Linked DNA regions of Homo sapiens: region 2 is linked to region 1. Evidence: read pairs that join two places in POLR2A ChIA-PET (ENCODE). Cell type or tissue: K562. All regions are shown on one strand.

The links. Peaks named below come from ENCODE experiments on the same cell type or tissue, not always from the same donor. Only the 100,000 strongest peaks of a DNase experiment are listed, where the experiment ranks them.
Region 2: POLR2A ChIA-PET joins it to region 1 with 5 read pairs; 7 of 35 experiments call an interaction of 5 or more read pairs at or near these places.

What each region holds. Positions count from the first base shown.
Region 1 is chr5:141,690,086-141,692,585 of GRCh38, reverse strand. No RefSeq gene overlaps it. Among named protein-coding and RNA genes, the nearest start is that of ARAP3, 9.1 kb to the right of the region's middle. RefSeq lists a silencer at 239-288 and an enhancer at 1-300. In K562, a CTCF peak has its summit at 333 (motif pointing left); DNase peaks (open chromatin) are centred at 295 and 995; H3K4me3 peaks cover 281 bases.
Region 2 is chr5:142,019,718-142,022,217 of GRCh38, reverse strand. No RefSeq gene overlaps it. Among named protein-coding and RNA genes, the nearest start is that of GNPDA1, 7.9 kb to the right of the region's middle. In K562, no CTCF peak of the experiment used is centred here; no DNase peak of the experiment used is centred here.

The DNA.
Region 1 (2,500 bases):
GAGAGTGGGAGTGACAGGGAGGGCCTGGGGAATTCAGGAAGGGAACGAAGGGAGAGGCAGTGCTGCGGAGGCCCTGGGAAGCGCTGGGCACCGCTAAGAGACAGTTCCAGGGGAAAGAAGGAAGAATCCCTCCCAAGTAGCCTGGGAAGTCTCTCCTCCCCGAGACCATCTCCTGGGGGTAGCAGCGAAGGGGATCGGTGATGCAGAAATCAGGGAGAGCGTCGGAGGGTTGGAGACCTGTGTCCACGGACAGAGGGGCGGGTCTCGCACAGCGCCTCCCTGCTGGGGGCCTGTCCATTCGGCCGCTGGAGCTCAGTGGCTCGGTGTTGGGGCGCCATCTAGTGGACATATGTGGGAACGCGCCCTTTCCTGCCCGCTCTGGCGGCAGCCTCTTCCTGCGGCTGCTTGCACCAAAGTCACGCCAGCTTGCAGACTCCCAACAGTCGGCTGTCTGAGTGGGCATAGGGACCTGCGGTCTTCCGGAGGATCACGGGCAGGGGAACTTCCCACGGGGCGGCCAGGCTAACGTGAATGAGCTAAGACAGCTTAGTGGTGAAGAGCTTGGGTCAAATATGGCTGTATGACCTTGGCAAATTAACCTCTGAATCAGTTTCCTCATCTGTAAAATGGGAGTGATAAAATTTACTTGTGAGAATAAAAGAAGATAATATCTATTAGGAGCTTCTCAGCAGGACCAGGACTTTAAGGACTTTCGACTTGCACGACCTTGAGATCTCCTTACAATTTGTCGGCTAAGCTTTTACCCTCTTCGTCCTCTTCCTGGTCCTGCTTATTAGCACAATGCCTGCCACATGAGGAGCACTTCATCAGCAGCAGCTACTGTGGTCGTTGCTGTCATTATTATTACTGTGAGGGTGCTGAGGCCTTGCGCAGGCAGCACCCCAGCCTCACTCCCATCTGGCCTGGTCTGGCAAAGATATGAAAGGAGATCAGAGGCTGGAGGTGAGGGGCCACTTCCCAATGAGTCAGGAATAAAGAGGAAGTCATAGGCAGATAGGAGTGAAAGGGCCATATTGGGTCACAAACTTTGTAGAACCTTCTCAAATTCCCTGTGGTCAAATGCTAGATGAGGAAGGGACTCAGCCCTGGTTCACAGATGGTCAGTGTGATATGTTGGTGAGAGTTAGAAATGGATTGCTGCCACATTATGGCCGTCTTGGCGTAGCCCTAAAGGACAGTGGGGAAGGGAGGTTCCAGGGTGCAAAGCTTTGAGCAGTACACTTGGGCGTTAGCTTTCTCTAAACGAACAAATAGCCTGAGTTGTGGATATTCCCTGGCTCCTGTGGAATAGTGAATGTCCCCTAGTCAGGAACCCGAAGGAACAAAAGCCAAAGGCAAGTGACAAAGTGGTCTAGGAAAGAGGTAGATGGGTGGACTGAGAGTGAGCACCAAGTGTGCAAATTCCCTGGCTCCTGTGGAATAGTGAATGTCCCCTAGTCAGGAGCCCAAAGGAACAAAAGCCAAAGGCAAGTGACAAAGTGGTCTAGGAAAGAGGTAGATGGGTGGACTGAGAGTGAGCACCAAGTGTGCAAACCTCTGGGTCTCAGGTAAACAACCAGCAGAGCATCTTTTGCCAGGACACGCTCCACAGAGATACAATGATTCGCCTGGTGAGTGAATCTCTCTCCCTGTCTACCCTGAATGCCTGCTCAAAAGCCCTTGAACAGAGTAGTCATGCTACCAGAGATGGAGGCTATGTATGAGCCCAACAGCATGGGCTCCCTCTCACCAAGGATGAGCTAGTTCTACCACTTTGATCACTCAACCTGCCTGCAGCCAAGACCAGTGCTGGGCCCTCCCTCAGAAGGCTCTCTTCCTCAGAAGACCAGCCAAGCCTCTGGCTGCAGATCAGTTACACTGACCCTATTCTTTCTACTCTGGAGGGGACAGTAATTCGTTCTTACTGGCAACAGTGCATGCTCCAGATTCAGGCTTGTCTTCCACAGTGTTTTTACCAAAAAAGTACAATAATGTGGTCATCAAGGACTTCTATAGTTTCTGCTCTTACATTTAGGTCTTTGATCCATTTTTGAGTTCATCTTTGTATATGGTGTATGGGATGCCGATCAACAGAGTCATTGGGCTCGCTTGGTTGCTCCTCATCACCTAGAAGCTGCCAGCCTGATGGGACAAGGGGACAGCCTGTTGAATGCTCAGTGAAGACACTGGCAGGAACATGACACCTGTGGGTTGGGGCCCTCAACTCCTTGATGCGGTATTTGTTTTGACCAGTACTATGTTCCTTATACATAGAAATTGCCAGTCCTGGAGTCAAATGTGGAAGTGGACGTGGCCCATCTCATTCACATTTGTAGAATATTTGCTTTCTGTCCCCAAAACTGGTGGCTCTGCCAATTCGAGTTTCTAGTTGCCAGGAAGGGAGAACTTATATGAAAGAACACAGTAGTTTCCACTAAACTGGAAGCTGTGACAGCCACGTGGCCACCTTATGCTCCTCATTCTAGTGGGCTAATAGACA
Region 2 (2,500 bases), 330 kb before region 1:
TTTGAGCCCATCTCAAAACCCTAGTAATAATGGTAATGGTCCCTTAGTGAGGGCTAACTCTGTGCCGGGCACTGTTCTAAGGGCTTTATATTTGTCAAATCATTTGCTCCTCCCTGAGATTCTTCTTTTTTTTTTTTTTTTTTTTTTTTTTTTTGAGATGGAGTCTCGCTCTGTCGCCCAGTCTGGAGTGCAGTGGCGCAATCTCGGCTCACTGCAAGCTGTATTTCCTGGGTTCACACCATTCTGCCTCAGCCTCCCGAGTAGCTGGGACCACAGGCGCCCATCACCACGCCTGGCTAATTTTTTGTATTTTTAGTAGAGACGGGGTTTCACCATGTTAGCTAGGATGGTCTCAATCTCCTGCCCTCATGATCTGCCTGCCTCGGCCTCCCAAAGTGCTGGGATTACAGGCAAGATTATTATTCTTGAGAATAATACTACATACAATGTGGCAGCTATTATTTGCCTTAGACGCATTACATCATTTACCCTTCGTGAGGCAACTGCTCTTGATAATAATAGTACATACTGTAAGGTAGATCTTATTTTTCCTATTTTATGGGTGAAGCCATTAGGGAACAAAGACATGTCATAACTTACACAGAAGTTACACAGCCCAAAAGTGGTAGAGCTGGGATTCGAAGCCAGATAGTGTGGCCATGGAGTCCATTTCTGAACCCTGACTTGCATGTACCCTGCTCTGCCCTGTGAGACTCTTCAAGCTATGACCCGCTTTCTCATTTAATGTTGGAGCCACACAATTTATTATATAGTTTTTTTCTTGTGATGGAGTCTAAAATTACTAAATTTGTTCTCATTTCTCCCTTTAAAAGGAATCTGCCATAGACAAGAGGTGGAATCAACTCAAACATCCATCAACAGATGAATGGATAATCAAAATGTGGTAGGAAGAGGCATAACTACCGTGATGATAAAAAGCTCAGTGAGGCCAGTTGCGGTGGCTCATGCCTATAATCCCAGCACTTTGGGAGGCTGAGGCCGGTGGATCAGTTGAACTCAGGAGTTCAAGACCAGCCTGGGCAACATGGCAGAACTCCATCTCCACAGAAAAAAAAAAAAAAAAAAGCTGGGCATGGTGGTGTGTGACTGTAAGCCCAGCATTTTGAGAGCCCAGGGCAGCAGGATTGCTTGAGCCCAGGAGTTTGAGACTAACCTGAGCAACATAGTGAGACCCCATCTCTACAAAAAAATTTAAAAATTAGCTAGGTATGTTGGCTTATGCCTGTAGTCCCAGTTACTCAGGAGTCTGAGGTGGGAGGATTGTTTAAGCCTGGGCAGTGGAGGCTGCAGTGAGCTGTGATCACACCACTGCAGTCCAGCCTGGGCAAGAGAGCAAGACCCTGTCTCAAAAATAAATAAATAAATGAATAAAAAGTTTAATGATTGCCAAGGGGTTCAGAGAGTTAAATAGGTCCTAAATCATAGTGTCATATAGAATAGTTTCACTGTCCTAAAAAAATCCCCTATATTTTCGGGGATTTTTGACACTATGCATGTCTCAAAACCCATAGAATTTTATAGCACAAAGAGTATACCAATTTTTAAAAAATCATTTAGGAGAAGGATCCCAGGACAGAATGTAGAATGTGACAAAACAATATAACTGCATTAAAATGTATTAAACAACCTCACTGAAAGTTATAGAGGGGGAAAGATGCTGACAAGTAACTTTGGAAATTAGTGGAACCTGTCAGATGAAAGGCAAAAGAAGCTGTACATAAGCACTGTGCTCTATTTGATAAAGTTGTTTCACACGGGAGTGAGGGTTACAATCCTGGTACTGCTATACATGTGTACTGAAATCAATTAAGTAAATGGATGGCAGATAGTAGGGGAAAATGTGGTATATGCATACAATGGAATATTATTCAGCCTTGAAAAAGAAGGAAATCTTGTCACATGCTACAACATGGATGAATCTTGAGGACATTATGTTAAGTCAAAAAATTGTTTAATGGCTACAAAGTTTCAGTTTTTCAAAATGAAAAAGTTCTGGAGATTGGTCACACAACAATGTGAATATATTTAATACTACCAAACTATAGACTTAGAAATGGTTAAGATGGTAAGCTTAATGGTGTGTGTGTGTGTGTGTGTGTGTGTGTGTGTGTGTGTTTTACCAAATTAAAAAGAAAAAGAAAGGCCAGGCATGGTGGCTCATGCCTGTAATCCCAGCACTTTGGAAGGCCGAGGCAGGCAGATCATGAGGTCAAGAGATCGAGACCATATTGGCCAACATGGTGAAACGCAATCTCTACTAAAAATACAAAAATTAGCTGGGCATGGTGGCGCACACCTGTAGTCCCAGCTACTTGGGAGGCTGAGGCAGGAGAATCGCTTGAACCTGGGAGGCGGAGGCTGCAATGAGCCAAGATCACGCCACTGCACTCCAGCCTGGCAACAGAGCAAGACTCTGTCTCAAAAAAAAAAAAAAAAAAAAAGAAAGAAAGAAAGAAAAAGAAAAAAGAAATTATTCCTT